2 separate regions of the Homo sapiens genome follow, and region 1 is linked to region 2. The links are chromatin loops, found by intact Hi-C in ENCODE. Cell type or tissue: IMR-90. All regions are shown on one strand. Links, peaks and the distances in the headings refer to the core of each region. The heading gives the core; the rest is flanking DNA.

Region 1 (5,382 bases), core at 256-5,255, 100 kb after region 2:
GGAGCATTTGAAATGTGATTCGATTTATGGAAAATCAATTCACAGGTTACTTTTTGAGGATATATTTATTTTATAAAGTATCAAACCTTAGGGATCCTGATTTTTTTCAAATAAAGTTTGCCTGTGTGGAGTGTGCCAGGGCAGGAGTTTGAGGAGGTTATATTGTGTAGGGAAGATATCTGATAAATACATTTTGGATGATAGGATGAATGAAAAAACAAGTGGATGGTTGGATGGGTAGGTGAGAAGACAGATGAATCAATGAATGAGTTAGCAAATGAAATAAATGAATTAGAGTTTTGGAAGATTTTCTGAATTGTCAGAAGGGAAAGGGGATGTTTACTAGCTACCAGTTCATTCATGCCTAAGTCACGCCCTTGCCCAGTCTGTGGCATTCCAAAATGCAAGCATGAATATGGAATCAAATAAATATTTTTCAAATGTCAGTGTACCTGGGGTGAAAAGAAAAAGAGACGATGACTGTCAAGGTAACAAATTTACATATTTATTTCAGACTATATTAAATTAAAAAGTGACATCCATCAAAATTACCTAAGCCAAAGTTATTGTTGATCCTTCCCACATTGTTAAATTCTGTGGTCATTCTGACACCCCACACCATTTACCCAGCAGCAGCATTTAGGGTGGATGACAACTTGCACCTTATTTTTTTATTTTTTTTTTTTTTGAGATGAGGTCTCTTGCTCTATCACTCAGGCTGAAGTCCAGTAGCATGATCACAGCTCACTGCAGCCTTGACCTCCTGGGCTCTGGTGATCCTCCCATTTCAGCCTCCCAAGTAGCTGGGACTACAGGTGCATGCCATTACACCAGGCTAATTTTTGTATATTTTGTAGAGATGGGCTTTGCCATGTTGCCCAGGCTGGTCTCTAACTCCCGGGTTTAAGCAATCTGCCTGCCCCAGCCTCCCAAAGTGCTGGGATTATAGGCATGAGCCATCGTGCCCGGCTGCACCTTCTTGATACATTGTCCTCCCTTGGCTTCCAGAAGTCTCAATTGTCATGGTTTCATGAGCAAGTTTGCTTCCAGGAGCCCCCATCAACAGAGGCATGTGCTTTCACTCCAGCCACATTAGACTCCTCACTGTCCCCAGACATTCTTTGCCATTCCCAACTGTGGTGCCTTTGCTTCTACTGATTATTCTGCCCAGAGTGATCTCCACATTCCTTTCTTCCTAGTGAAACTCCATTCATGCTTTGAGACCCGAAATTACTAGTTCCTCATCCCAAAGCCTTTTAGGAATTCTCTTCCTATCCTCCAATCTCTCTCCTCTACTTGGTTTCTGCCTCTATGTAGTAGCACTGATAACAGGAGTGATCCAAGCGATTATAGGAGGGATGGGAACAGTAATAGGCGTAATAAAATGGGGAGGAAGAGAAGCAGATAGATTTAGTGAACATTTACTATTACTAGACACTGGGCTAATTCTTTCATATTCATTATTTTACCGAATCCTTACAAGGGCAGTTATTAGCATCACTTTATAGAGGACACACCTGAGGCTTTAAGCGGGTGTTTGAATTACCTGAGATCATCCAGCTAAAGTGTGGAAGTGAGCTGTGAAACCCAGGCCTAACTCTGTCCAGAGTCAAAATGCAAAACCACCAGCATTTGGTGTGGATGATCACTCGCAACTTTTTTTTTTTCAAAGTCTTACCCTGTCACTCAGGCTAGAGTGCAGTGGTCATTCTAATACCCCACACTATTTACCCACTAGCAGCATTTGGTGTGATCACAGCATGATGCTGCCCCATAACACTGTGTTAGATTTATTGGTGTCTCTAGCTCCCCATCTCCTCCTTGAGGGCAAGGAAGTGTCTCTATAGTTCCAATGTTTGGTTAGTACCAGGTGTTTAGGGCATGTTTTTTAACTAAATGAAGGAAGGTGGCATATTTTCAAGAGTAAGAATGGGCTTGTGATGATCTCTGCTGAGCTTTTGTACACAATTTTGGAGGTAGCCAGTAAAAGCCAGTTGGGCTCTGTCTTAACTGGACCTGCCAGTCCCAAAATGGGGATGGGAATTGTGTGGGAGTCATTTTAGTGTGAAATCACACTGCTTCCAGGGTGAAGAGGCCCTTCCACCCTGGGTATTTCACAATTTCTTGGCCTTACTTCTGGCTGCCTGATATACTTAGTTGGATGTTTACATAGCAGAGTTTACTCTAGCAGAGGAAGAATGAGTATGTCCTCTCTGTGGCAAGCAGTTGAACTTACTGAGACTGACACCAGTCAGATTTTATCTCAGTGGCTCTTTCACCTCTTGGTAGCCCCTTGAAAAACCTTATTTACTCAAGATGAGCCCTGGCTTTCAACTGCTATTGGAGGACATCCTTCAATTCACTCTCAATGAACAGCGGGGATAGCTCAGTCCTCACTCACATTCCTGCCCCCTTTCCCTACTTGTCCTCATCAAAGCCCGCTCAAGACTACCACCACCATCTTTTCGTTGCATTTATTGCTCCTATACGCTCCCTCAGATCTCCCTGTCTTTTTTTTTTTTTTTTTTTTTTTTTTGAGACGGAGTCTCGCTCTGTCGCCCAGGCTGGAGTGCTGTGGCGCAATCTCGGCTCACTGCAAGCTCCGCCTCCCGGGTTCACGCCATTCTCCTGCTTCAGCCTCACGATCCCTGTCTCTTAACAGCCAAGCAATGCATGCCCTTTGGTCAGGTCACACTCTAAATAAGGACAACACCAATAAGTCAGAACGTTGTGCACTTGTAGAGTGCGTTGTGACTTATCAAATGTCTTTTTACCCATTATGTTAATTGCACTTTTCTAGTACGGGTGCACCATACTTTCTCCTGGAGCAAAACTCTTAAGTCAGTTTATTTTTTTTCAAATTCAGAAGATGAGAACCATGCAGGATATCATTAAAATAAATCTTTCATTTTATGTTTTACCAAAGATACTTGGTGTCTACTATAATACCTGTAAGTCGGCTCAGCACAAGGACTACAGAGACAACTGTGATAGTATCCCTGCTCCCAGGTGCCCCTGCTTTGGAGCCCAGATAAAAAATAAATAAATAAACAATTGCAAAGGCTGAGGAAAGTGGAACTTACAGGGATAAACACACACAAGAAAACACAGGAATGGGGAAACATCACTGCTAGGGTTGACCAAGAGGATGTGAATCATGAAGAAGGGTTATTCCATGCACAAATACCAAGAAAGGGGTCCTTTTTAAATTACAGCAATATGTATTGAATGCCTACCACATTTCAGGCATGGAGGATATGACAGTGGGTATGACAAATGTCCTTGCTCTCAAGGAGATTATAGTCTAGTGGAAAGACTAGCAAACAGATCAATCCAAAAGAAGCTTTAGAAAGCTGTGATCTTTTTAGACTTGTGCCACAGAACCATGACACCCTCCCACTCCATGCTGACCTTGTCACTGCCATGTACTAGTCTTCTGGTCATTCCTTCCCATCCATCAGAGATGTGGGCATCTGACTCATGGACTGCCTCTTCAACCGAGACAATGCTTTTTATGTGGCAATCTATCTGCATCCCTGCCTCTCAGGTTCTGACATCCTCATCTCCAATAAGCCCCTCTTCTATTTGCTCTCTATCACCTCCTGGGAAGTTACACCCTAGACCCTGTGATCACTCAACATTTCTCCATGGCCATAAGCCTGAATTTTAGCCTTAGGTTCTGACTATGGACTCCTCTCCTACTATTTTCTTTAACTATATTCTCTAAGACTCTTTATTGACTTCCCAGGGACTGCTGACCCCTTGAGCAGAAGTTGGGTGTATTCTGCCTTCCCAAATACTCAAAGGCAAAAGACTTTGCCACCATTTCCTGTCAAAGTGCTTAATGTAGTAGGTGTTCAGTAGAAATTTATCCAGTCTTTGTTGATGTTTATAGAGCACCTGCTAAGTGCCTGGCACAGTGGTGGAGTGGGCAGGCACGGCAACTGTAGTCACTTTTACAGCCTGCTGGTGACTACACATCTGAATCCATTGTCTGGAGGTCATCTCTGAAAACACTAATAAGAAACTGTTCTTAAAAGTTTTTAGAAGCTTAATCTTCTTGGCCAATTCTCCCCAGGCCCCAAAGAGAAAAATCAGGGTCCATCCTATTACAATTCCATAATTGTTTGATTCTTTTCTACTAAGAACCACTAGGATGAACTAGCTAAGAAATGACTTTGCAGGCACCATCTATTTTAGGTAGATCTTCTTTTCTTTGCTTGTAGCAGTTTTCTATACTTGATACTTTGCTCAAAACTCCTCAAATTCCCATTGGAATTAGAGGGCTTACCACCTTCAGGGGGCCTTTCAAATGATAAAGGAAGTCAAATATATTTCTAAAGCCAAGCCAGGAAAGCCCAGCAGCTTTGAAAGCATAAGCACAGGGTCTTTATAGTGACTGAGTAATATTAGGGCACCAAGTACTCCAAAATAAGGGGAAAAGAAGCACATTTTTATGTCATTCTTTTAGAAGAGGATCCATGATGAAGAAATGGGTCTAAGTGTGAGTTTCCATTGTCAGGATACTACAGCAGCCAGAGTGGTCTGTTAAAAGTTTCAAAACCCGGTGACTCAGACCTCTACACTTATGGTCAAAGCCAGTCTTGAATGAGGCCAGTGAGGGTCTGCATGATCTGAGCCAGAGCGACCTCCCTCCTGCTCATCACACATTAGCCACTATGGTAGCTTCCTGGTTTCTCTCACAGGGCCAAGTTGACTTTTGTCTTCAGGGCGTTTGAACTTGCTCTTCTGCTTGGAACCCTCTTCCTCCAGATTCTTCTATTACTGGCTTCTTCCTGCCAAATGGGGCTCATCACCCAATGTAGTTACTCCTAGCCTTAGTCATTCTCCATGCATGGTCCAGTTTGTTTGAATGCTTAGCATGCAACTTGAAATTATCTGTTGGCTTATTTATTTCAGTTATTTATTATTCCCAGCCCCCTTCAGAGTGTAAGCACCTTGAGAGCAGAAATCAGACTTGGTCATTACTGTATAATCAGAGCCTAGAAAAGTCCCTGGACATAGTTGACACATGGTACATATTTTTTGAGTAAATGATTTGCAAACACTGAGTAATTTCTCCATCAAAGGGCCTTCCCAAGCCACAGCATCAAATCCATACATAAATGTGGCATATGAAGCAATTAATCCAAAACTTTGCTTATCATGCACCACCAATGGCAGGCCAATATGGAATGTTCACAACTCTAATGAACATTAGTCTTCCCAGGTGCCGTCCAGGCACTCTTTTGGCACAGGTGATTCTGGGGTGCAATTAGTCGGCAAGAACAGCACCAGCTACCCTACAGTCTCCACTTACAAACAAGCACAGTGCTGGCGGGGTTCCTGGGAGGGCAGAGGCTGGCAAAGAGCCTGCTCTTT
Region 2 (5,382 bases), core at 75-5,074:
TGTCTACCCTGATTCTTTGTAAGTAAGTTTATTATGCTGTAAGAGTTTGATTCAGTAAATATAGTTACATTTTAAGATTGGCGAAGGCCACAGAGAAATCTTATTTTGTTCTGGATCTCTTTTACAATGTGTATCTGTTCCTGCCTCACTAGTATATCATATGGTTTACATAACATAATTAAACTCTTATTTGAGGACTGAGGATGGGTACAACTATGTCATCCTTCTGAATATCTACTGTGATAAGTTTATCTGGGCAAGAAGTATTTAGTGAGCCTCTCCTATGTGCCTAGCTTTGGTTTTATAAGGTCATGGTTAAGGTATTAGATTGAACCATATGACATTGATGTCTGGGAAGTCAAAGAAAAGATTGGCTATTGTGAAAAGACATGATTTTGCCCCCAGGAAACCTATAGAGTGGAAGATAAATTAGAAGGCATGTACAATAAGTGTCCTGAAATGGAACCATCTTGGAGGGCCACCTAAGTCCAGTGCTGGTGGATCAGGGGAAGAAATGCCATCCATGCAGGGAGAACAGTATGTGCAAAGGGCTGGTAGTGAGATACAAGGCAGTTGTTTAAAGAATAACTCCTACTCACATGAGATGGAAACAGGACAAAGGGTTGAGAGATGCAGGTAAAATGGTAAAGGCCTGCTACTGTGCCAAGAAAACCATGTCCAGGACCAGTAAGTCAGGACCAGAGCATTTGATGTCAAAGGATTAGGAGATGGAGTCGAAATTGCACTGGACCATTACCTAGAATTTCTGCTTTTTAAATAAGAGAACCCACGATATAAGCTCTGTCAGTTGTGATGTTCCAATTCAGAGACTAGATGCAGGCCACCCCTGTTATATTTAGTTGAGGGACCTTTTTAGTAGAGCAACACTGAGGCTTTTAGTCCAACATGGCAGAAGACTCAAGCAATTCACTGAATCTCCCTGGGCCTTTGTTCCCTTCTCTATAAAATGGGGATAATAATATTGTGCCTCTACCTACCCTAGAGTTCATCAAATAACATTCTGTATGCAAAAGAGCTTTAAGTTAAGTTAGAGCCTCAATTTAGTCTGTATTGCTTAGCAAATGCTATGTATTGTTATATGAGGAGGGGGAATAGACAGAAAGGGAGTGGGACCCTGGAGTCCCAACTGCCTACTAGCTATGAGATCACATCTCTAAGCCTTAACTTCTTCATCTAAAAATGGAAATGACAGCACCATGGATGGGGTAGGTACTCTTATGAAGAGTAAATGAGATCATGTTTGTACTTGGCACTGAGCACATTGCCAGGCAGACAGCAAGCACTCAATAGAGCTCCATTAAAAATAACAATAACAACAACATAATTATTCCATCCTTAATGTTGGGCTCCAGTCCTTTGATGTTTCCACTTTCCGGGAGCAAAAATTTCCCCAACATTGGACCGAGGGCATCTCTCCTTCAGCCAGGAACACCACTCCATTTTTCTTTTTGAGACCAAGTCTCACTCTGTTGCCCAGGCTAGAGTGCAATGATACAATCTCGGCTCACTGCAACATTCACCTCCCGGGTTCAAGCAATTCTCCTGCCTCAGCCTCCCGAATAACTGGGATTACAGGTGTCCACCACCCCACCTGGCTAATTTTTGCATTTTTAGTAGAGATAGGGTGTCACCATGTTGGCCAGGCTGGTCTCGAACTCCTGACCTCAGGTGATCCACCTGCCTCAGCCTCCGAAAGTGCTGGGATTACAGGCGTGAGCCACCGCGCCCGGCCCAGCTCTCCATTTTTCATAGAGTAGTATTTGTTCCTTGTGGTTTATCTGCATTTTGGCTGAAGGATCGAGTCCAGAATCTGACCCCCTCCTGTTGTAAGTAGATGAGTTTTCTCTCCACCCAAGGCCCAAATAGCCATTTGCAATGTGAAAGAACAGTTAATCGGGGTTGTTTTGCATCTGGGATGCCAGAAAATCACTTTTTTCTTGATTTAAAAGAAATTTAATTTTGGCATCTGGTAGACACAGTCTGATAACCAATTAGGAACTCTCACAGATTTTGAAGCAATAAATTGGCTACTAGGCTTTACTCTAATGTCAATGAACTGGGGTGAGTTATTGCCAAAATCAATCAAAAAGAGAGAAAGGAGCAAAATTGCTTGGAAATTAGTTTACTTCTTTCAACGTCTTGTCTGTGTTTCCTACCCAAATAGCAATCAGTGTGCTGTTTCATTCCCCAATGATAGGCAGAAGAAATGGAGACAGAGCTGCAAAGCCTTCCAAACAGCCTTCTTGGTGTGGGAATCAACATAAACAAAAGGACTAAAGAGATTATGAAATGTGGAAAGCATGCGAAATGTATATTACTACTGCGGACATGTTTATTAAAATCTGGGCAAGCATTTTGCTGTGAAAATAAAACATAAGAGCACATTTATGGAGAGGAGAACATTTGGATGACTATCTCACAGACATAAAGCTCTTAAGGCAGAGAAGTTTTAATTAAGAACAGCAACCTGTGTGAAGTGCTATACCCAAAATAGATCCTAGTCGGGATTCAGTGAAGGGATACATCAGTTTCAGACATCTGGAATCCAGTTAATAACTCCAGTACTTTTATATGGCAAATGCTACTATGTTGCAACTTTGGTGGACATTTTGGAATGGGAGCTGGATTCCTATCTTGAGGAAAACTGCGGTCATCCGATGTTGTAATCTTACATGCCTCTCAAGGATGATCATTTCTCTTTGTTTTCCATCATAGCCTCCTTTTCTTTAGTTGTGTAAGTAGTTATGTTTAATGATGTTAATGAGTATCTGCAAACCCATTGCCCAGAACAAAACCTATGATTTTGCTACTATCCCACATCTAACAGTATGATAGTCCCACACAAAAAACCATCCCCTTGTCTCCTCACATGGAGTCAGTCCAGCATCCTCAATCTATGCTCACCATTGCTTTGTGACTTTTCATATAGTTTTAGGCATCTCTATGGATTCCTAAAGTGTGTATATTTTTATTGTCTTTAGGGAATTTTTTTAAACTAATATATTGTTAAGATTTCTCCCTATGAGCTGTGTGTCACTATCAAACATTTGTTTTGCTTGAGCCATGGTATTTAATTATGTGAACATATCAGGGTTTATTCATCTACTCCCTGGTGGGATGTTGGTCATTACTAGATTCTATCTATTTTAATCAGAGTTTCTTTGAACATTCTCATGCATGTCTTCTTGTACACATATGAGAATTTCTCTTGGTAATATACCTGGCAGTCATATTGTTGTAGATGTCAACTTTAGGAGGTAATGCTAAACTGTTTTCAAAAGAGGTTATTCCAGTATATCTTCTCAACCGCAATGCCAGAGCAATCCTGGGAGTCCATATCCTCTTTAGCCCACAGAATGGTTTCTCAGCACAGCTTGTCAATGAAGGATCAGACTGTCTGAGTAATAAGTCCAAGTTCTAACTCTTGATCAAGTTAATGTAAAAATATCACTTTCAAACATTGGTAATTTTGATCTCCACCTAAATCTAGCAGTACTGCAGTAAGATCCTCTTTCCTAGAGCATTGAAGCCTTGAAAGCAATATGGCCAAAGGGATACAAATGTCACATGGATGTTTGGGCTAGAAAGTTTTAAAGATCTGTGTCAATCCCTGATTCTAGGAACAGTCCATTTTCAAATATTTGTGTCTGGACCTTTACATAGATACCTGAAATTATAATTAGTTATTTCAAAGCATTTTTATCGTTGTCCTTTAAAAACCAATCAGTGAAACTCCTTTAAACCCTTGAGTGGCACTGAGGTGAGATTAACTGAAAGATTAGGACCCTTAAGTGATTTTTATAGGTTTTTCATTCATGAAGTTATAACTCTCTATAATATTTCAGCTTTGTGTATCTCTCAGCCATGGCTGTTTCTCCAGTACATCTTAAGCATCTCAGCCATAAATAATTGGAAGGTTAGGTACATAGTAGGCAGCTGAGAAAGGTGAGGGTATTGCTTTCCTAGCCTGAGGCTTCAAAATAGTCCCAAGCCTGGCATTGCATTTTAATTTTTCACTGTGCCAAAGCTGTGTGTGTGTGTGTGTGTGTGTGTGTGTGTGTGTGTGTGTGTGTGTGTGTGTGTGTTTGCAGTTGCCTTACATCTCTGTTGCCTATGCTGACTTCTGGAGAATGGTCAATTATAGGGCATATAAAATGAACAGTTGAACTCATAACAAGGAAATCTCAGTTTCTTTCAAGTATTCTGGTTAGAAAAAAAAAAGCATTTGAAATCCTCTGTGACGATCTGCTGTCATGCATGGTAAGCATAGCGTTTCAGATGCATTCAAGGCTTTATGTCTTCATTAAAGAGGGTTTTTAAATGAAATAGAGAGAGGCATTTGGGAAAGGTTGGCTCCAATTTGTTTGTGCAACTCACATGGGCCAGGTTCTTTGAAGGGCGTTGGAATAGCTCCATCAGAACTTAATGGATTTGTAGGCTGCACAGGGCATGTAACTTCCAACGGGTGAGTAGCAGCTTCAGAGGGTGCAGTTTTGTAATCAGAAGCAGAATGATCCTATTGTAGAAAGAAGGAATCGTGACCAATCCAGTGGACTGGTGAGTACCGTTGGAATATAGATTTTCATATTAGTCATTTTTCATCTGCCAGCATATGAGATCCAGTGCCAAGCACCTGGCTAGATGGTGCTGGGATAGCTCTTTTAGCTCTGCCAAACATATGGTATGCATTCAGAAAGAAGTCTGTGAGGTCAGCCTGCATCCTTGCTGCTCCATGGTAGTCACCACATGTGCAAATAGCTTGCTGCTCACCTGCTTTTCTGGGGAAAGTTCATTATAGGCAGGGCTGATGTTAGGGTGTGTGAGAGACCCAGTAAGCAAACATTGAGCCCCAAAGTGTCATTGCCCATGTTCAGAGGCAGTGCTGGGTCCAGCTGTTCTGGGACGGCCTTTCTACCTTCAGCTCACTGAGTTTGGATTTATTACAGCTTTGCCTGTTTAATAGTCTTCTGCGCCTAGCACAAAGTAGGTGCTTGAAAAGAGTGATGTGACTGAAAGAATCATTCAGTCTCTCGTCTTCTAGCCCTTTCGCCTCCAGTGCTAAAGGGAAGGGAGATTTTCCCACTTCTCCACCTCATCTTCTACCTTCTATCTGAGAACTTCCTCACTCGCCTTCAGACACTTGCCTTCAGCCAGTGCACAGACCATACAGATGCCTCCTTCTTCCCTTGGGGTGTTTGCACTTGCCACTCCTCAGCTGACTGTCCTTTCCTCAGAGCAGTCTTTTCTGACCATATTGTCTCAGGTAGCTCCCTCTTTTATTCCCTCCCAAGGCAGTGATAGATGATTACTTGCTAACTGCCTGCCTTCTCTCCTAGAATGTAAGCCTCCCAAAGGCACTAC

The links. Hi-C counts contacts between places; a loop is a spot of excess contacts. Peaks named below come from ENCODE experiments on the same cell type or tissue, not always from the same donor. Only the 100,000 strongest peaks of a DNase experiment are listed, where the experiment ranks them.
Region 1: it touches region 2 in a loop (4-fold over the local background); 1 of 110 quality-filtered maps calls a loop at or near these places.

The regions. Positions count from the first base shown.
Region 1 is chr3:59,661,389-59,666,770 of GRCh38, reverse strand. All of the region lies in intron 6 of CFAP20DC-DT (CFAP20DC divergent transcript), which reads right to left. Among named protein-coding and RNA genes, the nearest start is that of CFAP20DC-DT, 580 kb to the right of the region's middle. In IMR-90, for the core only: no CTCF peak of the experiment used is centred there; a DNase peak (open chromatin) is centred at 2,160; H3K27ac peaks cover 2,195 bases.
Region 2 is chr3:59,763,588-59,768,969 of GRCh38, reverse strand. All of the region lies in intron 8 of FHIT (fragile histidine triad diadenosine triphosphatase), which reads left to right. The region is part of intron 6 of CFAP20DC-DT (CFAP20DC divergent transcript); the gene reads right to left. Among named protein-coding and RNA genes, the nearest start is that of CFAP20DC-DT, 680 kb to the right of the region's middle. In IMR-90, for the core only: no CTCF peak of the experiment used is centred there; DNase peaks (open chromatin) are centred at 2,329 and 2,649; H3K27ac peaks cover 2,414 bases.